Linked DNA regions of Homo sapiens: region 2 is linked to region 1. Evidence: read pairs that join two places in POLR2A ChIA-PET (ENCODE). Cell type or tissue: MCF 10A. All regions are shown on one strand. Links, peaks and the distances in the headings refer to the core of each region. The heading gives the core; the rest is flanking DNA. Region 1 has its middle 9.3 kb from the start of C1orf202. Region 2 overlaps CATSPERE (catsper channel auxiliary subunit epsilon).

Region 1 (8,143 bases), core at 1,263-6,262:
GTTTTTAAGGATAATTTGGTGGGTTGAGGGGAGCCAGTGAGTCAGGAGTGCTGATTGTTTGGGCCGGAGATGAAACCGTCAGGAGTCGAAGCTGTCCTCTTGTGCTGAGTCAGTTCCTGGGTCGGGGCTGGGGCCACAAGATCAGATGAGCCAGTCTATTGAGCTGGGTGGTACCAGCTGGGTGGTGTCTGCAAAATACCTCAAGCATTGTTCTTAGATTTTACACAACAGTGATGTTACCTCCAGGAGGAATCTGGGGAGGGTCAGAATCTTGTAGTCTTCAGCTGCATGACTCCTAGACCATAATTTCCAATCTTTTGATTAATTTATTGGTCCTACAAAGGCAGTCTAGTCCCCAGGGAAGAAGGGGGTTTCTTTCCAGAAAGGGCTATCATCTTCCTTTCAAATTATAAACTAAGTTCCACTTGGCTGGGCACGGTGGCTCACACCTGTAATCTCAGCACTTTGGGAGGCCAAGGCAGGCAGATTGCCTAAGGTCAGGAGTTTGAGACCAGCCTGACCAACATGGTGAAACCCTGTCTCTACTAAAAATATAAAAATTAGCTGGGCATGGTGGCTGACACCTGTAATCCCAGCTACTTAGGAGGCTGAGGCAGGAGAATCGCTTGAACCCAGGAGGCAGAAGTTGTAGTGAGCCAAGATCGTGCCATTGCATTCCAGCCTGGGTGACAAGAGCGACACAGTGTCTCAAAAAAAAAAAAAAAAAAAAAAAGTTCCACTCAAAGTTAGTTCAGCCTTCACCCGGGAATGAACAAGGACAGCTTGGAGGTTAGAAACAAGATGGAGTTGGAGTTGGTTAGGTGACATCTCTTTCACCATCTCAGTTACAATTTTGCAATGGTGGTTTCACTGTTGGGTGTTTCTGGTGAGTTCTCCTAAATTCAGACCTCTCACTCTTTGGTTGAAGGTCTAGACTATCTGAGCTGTTTTGCAAATGCTTTCTTGTCTTTGAGCGTGAGGGCCTCAGTCTCTGTCTTTGCACAGGAAATTTGTGTAAAGAGCTATGCAGAGAACTGTCTTTATTCTACCTCTGCCTCACAGCAGAGGTTCAAGTCAAAGGATTGGCAGTTAGGCACCAGTGGTTTTGTTTTACACAATATGCTTTTTTCTTTCTTTCTTTCTTTCTTTCTGAGACAGAGTCTCACTCTGTCTTCCAGGCTGGAGTGCAGTGGTGCGATCTTGGCTCACTGCAACCTCCACCTCCTGGGTTCAAACGATTATCATTCCTCAGCCTCCCAAGTAGTACTACCATGTCCAACTAATTTTTGTATTTTTAGTAGAGACAGTGTTTTGCCATGTTGGTTAGGCTGGTCTTAAGCTCCTGACCTCAAGTGATCTGCCTGCCTCAGCCTCCCAAAGTGCTGGGATTACAGGCATGAGCCACCACGTCCGGCCTACATAGCATGATTTTAAGATTACAGCTGTTTTCTATCATTTGAAAATTCTGACTTAGGGCTGGGCGCGGTGGCTCACGCCTGTAATCCCAGCACTTCGGGAGGCCGAGGCAGGTGGATCACAAGGTCAGAAGATCAAGACCATCCTGGCTAACACGGTGAAACCCCGTCTCTACTAAAAATACAAAAAATTAGCCAGGTGTGGTGGCGGGCGCCTGTAGTCCCAGCTACTCGGAGGCTGAGGCAGGAGAATGGCGTGAACCGGGGGGCAGAGCCTGCAATGAGCCAAGATTGCGCCATTGCACTCCAGCCTGGGAGACAGAGCGAGACTCCGTCTCAAAAAAAAAAAAAAAGAAAAAAGAAAATTCTGACTTAGCCTTTCATTTCTGACCAGTTATTCCTAACTGAAAGTATACCCACTTTTTGCTCTCCCAAACAGGTATGAGGGTCCAATCCCCCATAACTGGAGCACTCTGCTGCCACTTGGCAGGTGTAGTCACATTTTGACCCTAACCACATCCCTGACCTTGGTCACTTTTGAAAAGTTCATTGGCCAGGCGTGGTGGCACACACCCGTAATCCCAGCACTTTGGGAGGCCGAGGTGGGCAGATCATGAGGTCAGGGGATCGAGACCATCCTGCCTAACATGGTGAAACCCCGTCTCTACTAAAAATACAAAAAAAAATTAGCCAGGCATGGTGGCGGGCGCCTGTAGTCCCAGCTACTCGGGAGGCTGAGGCAGGAGAATGGCGTGAACCTGGGAGGCTGAGCTTGCAGTGAGCCGATATCACACCACTGCACTCCAGCCTGGGCAACAGAGAGAGACACCATCTCAAAAAAGAGAAAGAATACTCTAGCAATGTGGAAGAAGTTTCATGACTTCTGTTGTCTATTGTAGTATAACAAACCACCTCGAAACCTAATTGCTTAGAACAACAACCAATTCTAGGTTGGGTGCCGTGGCTCACGCCTGTAATCCCAGCACTTTGGGAGGCTAAGGCAGGCGGATCACAAGGTCAGGAGATCGAGACCATCCTGGCTAACATGGTGAAACCCCATCTCTACTAAAAATACAAAAAATTAGCCAGGCGTGGTGGCAGGCACCTGTAGTCTCAGCTACTGGGGAGGCAGAGGCAGCAGAATGGCGTGAACCCAGGAGGTGGAGCTTGCAGTGAGCTGAGATCGCACCACTGCACTCCAGCCTAGGCGACAGAGCGGGACTGTGTCTCGGAAAAGAAAAAAAAAAACAAAACAGAATAGTTCATCAATTATGGGAAATTAAGCTTCAAAATCTAAGTGCTCTTCTTAGAGACACCGGCTGGATTTATGTATAGCGCTGATGGAAATTCTCTTGTAAATGTTTAGGTAAGTGAAACCATCTAACCCAGGAGAGCCACAAGCAGCAGTAGCCAAAAGAGAGATTCTCTGAAATGTCTAAAATAATTCATCTGCACACACAATTGGGAAAAAAAAAATACTGGTTTTAGACCCAAACCAACCAAGTGGAAGACGTCCTTTATGTTTGTCCTTCCTGAAATCTGATAATAAGAGATTTGAAAATATTATTTTTTGGGTTATTTTTTTCTTTCTTTGAGACAGGGTCTTGCTCTGTTGCCCAGGCTGGAGTGCAGTGGGCCATTCTCAGCTCACTGCAGCCTGAACTCTTGAGCTCAAGCGATCCTCCCACCTCAGCCTCCTGAGTAGCTGGGACTACAGGTGTGCACCACCACACTCAGCTAATTTTTTGATTTTTTGTAGAGACTGGGTCTCACTATGTTGCCCAGGCTGGTCTTGAACTCCTGGCCTCAAATGATCCTCCCACCTCAGCCTCCCAAAGTCCTGGGATTGTAGGCATGAGCCACCACCCATGGCTTTTACAGCTTTAGGATTGGAACTCAGCATAATTAAAAGCTGACACTTGGGCTATCATTTTTTAGACAAAGACAAAAAGTCCCTCCTGCTTTTTTCCTCTTTTGGATCTTCTTTCTGGGAATTTTCTTAGTTGACTGAAACCCCTTTTTAAATGTGTTTGATTCCTCTGTTTGCTTCCTACCTTGTTGGCATAATTTCTGCTGAAAAAAGTGTAAAATTTGTTGGCCTTTTAGAAAGCTTAGAATCTCCCCAAATTGCCTCTTTTAACACTTGTTCTTCTATTTTCTTCCACTTGAAACCAGCACTGCAAAATTATAACTGAGACAGTGAAAGAAATCTAGCTTTGCCAACTCCATCTCGCTTCTGACCTCCAAACTGTCCTTGTTCATTCCTGGGTGTAGACGGAACTAACTTTGGAGGAACTTAGTTTGTAGTTTAACTTTGAAACAAAGACAATAACAGCCCTTTCCCAGAACAAACTCCCTTCTTGCCTGGGGACTAGACTGCCTTTGTAGGACTAACAAATTAGCCAAAAGATTAGAAATTATAGTTTAGGAGTCATGCAGCTAGAGGCCGCAAGATTTTGAACCTCCCCAAATTGTTCCTGGAGATAACATCACTATTATGAAACCTAAGATCAGTGCTTGAGGTATTTTGCAGATCCTGCATTTATGACTCACCTGGCACCACCCAGTTTAATAAACTGGCTCATCTGAGCTTGTGTCCCCCAACCAGAAACTGACTCAATGCAAGATTCAACTCCGTATGATTTCATCTCCGGCCCAACCAGGCAGCACTCCCGACTCACTGCCCGCCTCCGCCCACCAAATTATCCTTAAAAACTCTGATCCCCGAATTCTCAGGGAGACTGATTTGAGTAATAATAAAACTCCAGGCCGGGCGCCGTGGCTTACGCCTGTAATCCCAGCACTATGGGAGGCCAAGGCGGGCAGATCACCTGACGTCGGGAGTTCGAGACTAACCTGACCAACATAGAGAAACCCCGTCTCTACTAAAAATACAAAATTAGCTGGGCGTGGTGGCGCATGCCTATAATCCCAGCTACTCCGGGGCCGAGGCAGGAGAATCACTTGAACCCGGGAGGTGGAGATTGCGATGAGCTGAGATCGCACCACTGCACTCCAGCCTGGGCAACAAGAGCGAAACTCTGTCTCAAAAACAAAAAAACAAACAACAACAACAACAACAAAAGGTACTTCCCTTTCCCCTTTATTATTATTATTATTATTATTATTATTATTATTATTATTTTTGAGATGGAGTTTGACTCTTGTTGCCCAGGCTGGAGTGCAGTGGCGCAATCTTGGTTCACTGCAACTTCCGCCTCCCGGGTTCAAGCAATTCTGCTTCAGCCTCCCGAGTAGAGTAGCTGGGATTACAGGTGCCCGCCACCGCACCCGGCTAATGTTTTGTTTTTTTTTTAATTTCTTTCTTTCTTTTTTTTCTTTCTTTCTTTTTTTTTTTTTTTTTGTATTTTTAGTAGAGATGGGAGTTTCACAATGTTGGCCAGGGTAGTCTCGAACTCCTGGCCTCAGGTGATCCAAAGTGCTGGGATTACAGGAGTGAGCCACTGTCCCCAGTGGTAAATTCTTATCTTAAGGTGGAATGCCAATATAAGAAAGGAAGTGTAGGACAAAGCTGAAGGTTTCCAAGTTGTTGAAGGTTTATGAAAGATTAATCTCATGAAAAGAATTTTGTATGGCTGGGCGCAGTGGCTCACGCCTGTAATCCCAGCACTTTGGGAGGCCAAGGCGGGTGAATCACCTGAGGTCAGGAGTTTGAGACCAGCCTGACCAACATGGTGAAATCCCGTCTCTACTAAAAACACAAAAATTACCCTGGCGTGGTGGCGCACGCCTGTAGTCCTAGCTACTCAGAAGGCTGAGGCAGGAGAATTGCTTGAACCCGGGAGGCAGAAGTTGCAGTGAGCCAAGATTGCACTACTGCACTTCAGCCTGGGTGACAGATCTAGACTCTGTCTAAAAAAAAAAAAAAAAAAAAAAAAAGGTTTACGGAAATCTTATCCTGTGTGGTCAATGCTGACTGAGATTAGATGAATTAATTTGTTTATTAGGTTTTATTAACATTAGCTTTAGGGTTGAACTCGGTAGCTCACACCTGTAATTCCAGCACTTTGGGAGGCCAAGATGGGAGGCTCCCTTGAGCCCAGGAGTTTGAGACCAGCCTGGGCAACATAGTGAGCCCTTGTCTCTACTAAAAATAAAAAAATAAAAAAAATTAGCCAAGCATGGTGATGCACAACTATGTCCCAGCTGCTCCAAAGGCTGATGATATTGGAGGATCACCTGAGCCTAGGAGGTCACGGCTTCAGTGAGCCAAATTCATGCCACTGCACTCCAGCCTGGGCCACAGAGTGAGACCCTTTCTCAAAAAAATAATTAGCTTTAGCATGAATAATATACTGACACAAAGATAGAATTTGGTTTTCTCTTTGAACATGATTTTCATATGGTATTAATAAGAGACAGGCCGGTGCGGTTGCGCACGCCTGTAATCCCAGCATTTTGGGAGGCTGAGGCACACAGATCACTTGAAGTTAGGAGTTCGAGACCAGCCTGGCCAACTTGGTGAGACCCTGTCTCTATTAAAAATACAAAAATTAGCCAGGCATGGTGGTGGGCGCCTGTAATTTCAGCTACTTGGGAGGCTGAGGCAGGAGGAGAATCACTTGAACCTGGGAGGTGGGGTTGCAGTGAGCCAAGATCCTGCCACTGCACTCCAGCATGGGTGACAGAGAGAGACTCTATCTCAAAAAAAAAAAAAAAAAAAAAAAAAAACAGAGAGAGAGAAAATAGGCCGGGCATGGGGCTCACACCTGTAATCCCAGCACTTTGGGAGGCCGAGGCAGGTGGATCACCTGAGGTCAGGAGTTCGAGACCTGCCTGGCCAACATGGCAAAACCCCCGTCTCTACTAAAAATATAAAAAGTAGCCAGGAGTGGTGGCATGTGCCTATAATCCTGGCTACTCGGGAGGCTGAGGCAGGAGAATCTCTTGAACCTGGGAGGTGGAGTTTGCAGTGGGCCGAGATCATGCCACTGAACTCCAGCCTGGGGGACAGAGTGAGACTCTGTCTCAAAAAAAAAGGGGGGGGTTGGCAATAAAAGATTTTTGTTCATCTTTTGAGTAAATTGCCAAAAAAAAAAAAAAGGAGGGAAAGACAGATTCTAGTAGTCTTATGCTATCTTTATTAGGTTTTTGTTGTTGCTGTTTAAATCAACAATTTTTATTGTTGTTTTAAATAAACATTGATTGATTTTTTTAATTAAATTTTTTTTATCTCCATAGGTTATTGGGGAACAGATGGTATTTGGTTACATGAGTAAGTTCTTTAGTGGTGATTTGTGAGATCTTGATGCACGCATACCCAAGCAGCATACACATAACCCAATTTGTACACGCATACCCAAGCAGCATACACATAACCCAATTTGTACACGCATACCCAAGCAGCATACACATAACCCAATTTGTAGTCCTTTATCCCTCACCCCCTTCCCATCCTGTCCCCCAGGTCTTTTGATTGTTTGGAAAACTGAGTCTCCTCTCTATCAAAAAACAAAGGTTTTTGCTTTCTGAAATCTTTGAATTATCACTTGGGCTAAATGACCTACTATTATTTTACAGTGACTTATGATTTTTTTTTTTAGACTGGAGTGCAGTGGCACGGTCTCGACTCACTGCAACCTCCGTCTCCCGGGTTCAAGTGATTCTTGTGCCTCAGTCTCCCAAGTAGCTGGGATTCCAGGCAAGTGCCACCATGCCCAGCTAATTTTTGTGTTTTTTTAACTGGAGATGGAGTTTCAACATGTTGGCCAGGCTGGTCTCAAACTCCTGACCGCAAGTGATCCACCCGCCTCAGCCTCCCAAAGTGCTAGGATTACACGCGTGAGCCACCGCACCCAGCCCTATGATTCTATTTTGATCAAGTATTTTTAATCTTAAATATTTGACATGCTTTCCAAATCAAATTTCAAATTCTAAAATCAAGTCTTTTGCAAATGGAGGCCCTGGAAGGCTAAGAGGTACATGTTAGGCTATTTGTTATGTTAAAATCATACAGAAAACATTGTCAAATAAAAAATGGTGTTCAACTTTCTTTGAGTTATATTTGTATGAATACATTATTAATATGTGTCCCAAAATTATATGAGATTCCTAAAATTCTGATATGTCTTGATATTGTCAGACATAATTATGGTTAATTTTTTTTTTTTTTTTTGAGATGGAGTTTTGCTCTTGTTGCCCAGGCTGGAGTGTAGTGGTGTGGTCTCGGTTCACTGCAACCTCTGCCTCCTGAGTTCAAGTGATTCTCCTGCCTCAGTCTCCCAAGTAGCTGGGATTACAGGCGCCCGCCACCATGCCCAGCTAAGTTTTGTATTTTTAGTACAGACGGGGTTTCACCATGTTGGCCACGCTGGTCTCGAACTCCTGACATCAGGTGATCTGCCCACCTTGGCCTCCCAAAGTGCTGGGATTATAGGCATGAGCCTGTAAAATAATAGTAGGTCATTTAGCCCAAGTGATAATTCAGTTTAGGCACCTGGCCTAAATTGTTGTATGTCATAGAAATAACCACATTCCTTGTCAATTGCATCTTTAACCATGACTTCTCTGTCTTTTGTCAACCACAAACAATTATTATTTTACTTTGATTCGTCTTAAAAAGCAGTTTACATTCATTAAAAGGGCCCTGACAAGTACTCTTGGATATGGTGTGTGTGTTTTTTTTTTTTGTACACGGAGTCTCGCTCTGTCACCAGGCTGGAGTGCAGTGACACGATCTTGGCTCACTGCAGCCTCTGCCTCCCGGG
Region 2 (5,000 bases), core at 1-5,000, 130 kb before region 1:
GATTAAATTATATGGCTACTAAAATTCATTTATGAAAAATAGAAGTTGTCACATAAGACAGACATAAAGGGGTCAGAAAAAAAATAACATTTATAGTAGGATGATGCAACTCTATGAGTCTTCTTTTCTCTCCAAACTGTATTCAGTGTTTGATTATTTATGGGTCTGCCTTTGGCTTTAGGACATTTATCACTTGTGCACTAAGTCAAACGGACACTCTGGGCTTCGTCTCACTTGACTTCCCTGCATCATTTGACCCTGCTGACTTTGGCTTCAGTGTCCCTACACTCTCCCGGCTTCCTTCCACCCGCCAGGACTGGTTGCTCTTGGCCTCCTTGGTGAATCTCCCTTATTCTATCCTTTCACTTTGTAGGCCGCAGCAGAGTGGTCTTACCACTCCCAATCAACACATTTCCCCTCCCTGTGTGGGCCTTCCTGCCCTGAGGGCCTCCTGTCATGATGGAGCCTCTCTAGAAGTTACCAGCACTGATTTCTAATATTCCCCACAGATTTCACTCGCAAAAAAAAAAAACACAAAAAACAGGGATGGCTCTTTCCGAAGTAATGTTCTTATCTACCAGACACCTTAATTATCCAGAAGTATAACCCATCTAGATGGCAGCCAAGAGAACTGAGTTCCACCTGCCATCCCCCAGAGTATTGCAAGAATTCTTTCTTTTGCTTTTTTTTTTTTTTTTTAAGAGTCTCGCTCTGTTGCCCAGGCTGGAGTGCAGTGGTGCAGTCTCAGTTCACTGCAACCTCCACCTCCTGGGCTCAAGCGATTCTCCTGCCTCAGCCTCCTGAGTAGCTGGGACTACAGGCACATGCCACTACACCTGGCTAATTTTTGTATTTTTAGTGGAGATAGGGTTTCACCATGTTGCCCAGGCTGGTTTCGAACTCTTGACCTCAATTGATCCACCCGCCTCGGCCTCGCAAAGTACTGGGGTTACAGGCGTGAGCCACCGTGACTGGCAATTGTCTTTCAGTTATGTAACCAAATACATCCGTCCCACCACACATTCCACCTATGCTTGTTCAGCACCTAATATGTAAGTTCTCCTGGTCTGCTTCCTCTGCACAGTCTCATCCCTATACTATTGTATCCATCTTCTCCCTTGGTCCAGACTCCCATCACTCTCTTCCTTCTCAAACCTTTCCATTATGCCTCAAGGTTAAACGCTCTAGATCCTTCTTCAATAAAAGTTCCTCAGAGGACAACCCTTTCCCTACAGTTCTATCGAACCAAGAGTACTCTTTCTCTCACCCCATATACTTAAGGGTGAGATTTGGGGTTGATGTTCTCCCTCATCCATAGTATCATTGCTGCACTTGGTCTTAGCCAAAAGGCCACTAAGAGATACAGTATCATTTCCAGGTCATTCTCTCTTCACTCTAAGTAAAACTCCATTTGTTTGAGGCTCCTGCCATTCAGTTGACATCTATGCCATCCCTACTTACTGGTACCGTATACTCAGAACTGGATCACTTTTCCTCCTGCCCTGAAAACAATCACCATGGATTCCTGAATTCTGCCATCCATCCTATGAGGGTATTGCTGGGAAAGTTTCTAAACAGGGACTACGTTTCCCAGATGCATTTGCATCTAGCTGGGGCCATATGACTGGTTCGCATGGCTGGAATATGAGCAGAAGTCATAGGTGTCACTTCCAGGTGAAGTGCTTAAGAAGGAATCACGTGAACCTTCACGCTTTCCATCATACCTCACATCAGTGTATTACAGCAACAAGTAAGGCTGGAGTAGATGAGAGCTGGAATGCAAGGAGCCACTACACATTTTTAAAAGCCTTGGTTCCTAATTCACTGCTTTGAGGAGAGGCACCGTCAGAACCATCTAACCAGGGACATCTGCACTGGGCTATATGTGATCAAGAATTAAACTTGTTGGCTAGGCACGGTGGCTCATGCCTATAATCCCAGCACTTTGGGAGGCTGAGGCAGGCCGATCACAAGGTCAGGAGTTTGAGACTGACCAACATGGTGAAACCCCATATCTCCTAAAAATAAAAAAATTAGCTGGGCATGCTGGCACACACCTGTAATCCCAGCTACTCAGGAGGCTGAGACAGGAGAATCGCTTGAACCCAGGAAGCGGAGGTTGCAGTGAGCTGAGATCGCGCCACTGCCCTCCAGTCTGGGTGACAGAGTGAGACTCCGTCTAAAAAAATAATAATAATAATTTTTTTAAAAAGAATTAAATTTGTATTTTGTAAATCCCCTGAGAGTTGGGGTGTATTATTGCAGCACGTAGAGACTATCTTGACTAATAACTAATATAGCAGCCCCCATTAAAACTACATTTAAGGACAGGGCATGGTGGCTCACACCTATAATCCCAGCACTTTGGGAGGTTGAAGCGGGATGATCGCTTGAGCCTAGGAGTCTGAGACCAGCCTGGGCAACATAGTGGAACCCCTTCTCCACACACAAAAATTTTTCAATTAGCCAGGTGTGGTGATGCACACCTGTAGTCCTAGCTACTCAGGAGGCTGAGGCGGGAGGATTGCTTGAGCCCAGGAGGTCAAGGCTGCAGTGAGCTGTGATCATGCCACTGCATTCCATCCTGGTTGACAGGGCAAGATCCTGTCTCAAAAAAAAAAAAAAAAATTGCATTTCAGTTCAAACAGTTTACCCTCTGACCTCAACCCCCAATCCTTTAGCTATCTCATTGTTATTCACACTACTCCAGTCTCCTACTTTGTCTCACACAACCTGGCCATCTGCTGTACTGAACCCTCTGCTTTCTCCTTCTCCCTCTCTCTCACGTTTCCTCCCTTCCCTTCCTATGCAGCGTGAGCTCCATAGTTCAATTCTCTAGCACCATCTTGCCAATATCGATTTCTCTGTATCTCTATCTGTATCTCATTTTTCCCAGTATTATTTCTGCTTGCTGTTAGGGCAACTTTAAACACTCATCTTTCTGCTTTATCCATGCCTGTGTCTGAGTTGCTCAATTCCTATCTTGGAGCTGATCACTTTCAGAAAAAAATTACAGCACTTTGGGAGGCTGAGGCAGGTGATCACTTGAGGTCAACTCCAAGACCAGCCTGGCCAACATGGTGAAACCCTGTCTCTACTAAAAATACAAAAATTAGTTGGGTGTGGTAGCACACACCTGTAGTCCTAGCTACTCGGGAGGCTGAGGCAGGAGAATCGCTTGAACCCAAGAAGTGGAGGGTGCAGTGAGCCGAGATTGTACCACTGCACTCCAGCCTGGGCAACAGAGCAAGATTCCGTCTCTAAACAAACAAATAAATAAATAAATCTTAGAAAATTATGAATAGATAGAAACATCCTTCACCTAATGAAATGTAGATACAAAACATTATGGCAAACATTATATTTAATGGTAAAAATTTGAAAACTTTCACTTTGAAATCAGGAAGAAAACAAGGATGGCCCTTATCACTTCCTTTTTTTTTTTTTAGAGAGTCTCACTCTGTCGCCCGGTCTGGAGTGCAGTGGCGTGATCTTGGCGCACTGCAACCTCTGCCTCCCAGGTTCAAGCAATTCTGCTGCCTCAGCCTCCCGAGTAGCCGGGGTTACAGGTGCACGCCACCACACCCAGCTAATTTTTATATTTTTAGCAGAGACAGGGTTTCACTGTGTTGGCCAGGCTGGTCTCGAACTCCTGACCTCTGGTGTTATCACCACTTCTAGGCAACACTATTCCTGAAGATCTTTGTAATAAGAAAAAAATAATAAAAACAAATAAAAGGTATAAGGATGGGAAAGAAAAACATAAAACTGTCATATTCGCAGATGACACAACTGTTCATGTGAAACAATTAGAATTAATAAGTGAGTTTAGAAATTCTCTCGGCCAAGCACATGCCTGTAATCCCAACACTTTGGGAGGCTGAGGCAGGAAGATGGCTTGAGGCCAAGAGTTCGAGGCCAGCCTTGGCAACATAGCGAGGCTCCATCTCTACAAAAATTAAAAAACTAAAAGTTAGCCAGGCATGCTGGCACACACCTGTAGTCCTAGGTACTTGAGAGGCTGAGGCAGGAGGATCACTTGAGCCCAGGAGCTCGAGGCTGCAGTGAGCTATGATCTTCCCTGCACTGCAGCCTGGGCAACAGAGTGAGACTCTGTCTCAAAAAAAAATTCTCTCAACACAAGATCAATATACAAAAATCAATTGTCAATTATTCCTCTGTATACCAGCCAACATTTAAATAATGTAAGTTTTAAAAATACAAAATTTTCAATAGCAACAAAACATTAAATACTTAGGAATAAGTTGATATGAAAACTTCTACCTACCCACATACATGTGCCATCTTTTGACAGAGTGGTTGTTTACATGAAGCACAGACATGGAAGTCAATGATTGAACTTAACAAGCACCTCCCACTAGAAGAAGTCTGGGGACCTGAGGTAAGAGAAACATTACCTTCCAGATTGTTTATTTGGAATAACTAATCTGGCATTTTGCTATTAACAAAAACTTGATGGAAACATTTTGGATTTAAATTTGCTTTGGTAAATCAAATCCTATTTTTATATTAAATTGTATCATGGTATTTTTAAAATGCTTCATCTTAATTTCTGTGTGATCTTTTGTTGGTTCTGTGTTACTATTTTAATTTTCACTGCTGTAAATATGTGTTTGCAGATTATTAAATATGTGTTAAACATGTGAAAGCATCAAGAGTGAGTCTTTGTAAAGACGACCTAGCTCCCTTACATTAACCTCAGGTCTTTACTGAAAAATCAAGTTGTCAATGAGGACTTCCCTGGCCACCATATGGAAAAACTTAACCATCACTTTCATGAAAGCGCATATTTCTCCCTATTTTCTTTCCTTTTTTTTTTTTTTTTGAGACAGAGTCTCTCTCTGTTGCCTAGGCTGCTAAGCTGGAGGGCAGTGGCACAATCTCTGCTCACTGCAACTTCCACCTCCCAGGTTCAAGTGATTCTCCTGCCTCAGCCTCCTGAGTAGCTGGGACTACAGGCATGTGCCACCACGCCTGGC

What was found. ChIA-PET counts read pairs that join two places held together with the same protein. Peaks named below come from ENCODE experiments on the same cell type or tissue, not always from the same donor. Only the 100,000 strongest peaks of a DNase experiment are listed, where the experiment ranks them.
Region 2: POLR2A ChIA-PET joins it to region 1 with 11 read pairs; 4 of 35 experiments call an interaction of 5 or more read pairs at or near these places.

What each region holds. Positions count from the first base shown.
Region 1 is chr1:244,736,239-244,744,381 of GRCh38, forward strand. No RefSeq gene overlaps it. Among named protein-coding and RNA genes, the nearest start is that of C1orf202, 9.3 kb to the left of the region's middle. RefSeq lists an enhancer at 1-40. In MCF 10A, for the core only: no CTCF peak of the experiment used is centred there; a DNase peak (open chromatin) is centred at 3,983.
Region 2 is chr1:244,605,925-244,610,924 of GRCh38, forward strand. CATSPERE (catsper channel auxiliary subunit epsilon) reads left to right here. Exons shown (of 22, transcript NM_001130957.2): 19 at 4,316-4,402. Among named protein-coding and RNA genes, the nearest start is that of DESI2, 45 kb to the right of the region's middle. In MCF 10A, for the core only: no CTCF peak of the experiment used is centred there; no DNase peak of the experiment used is centred there.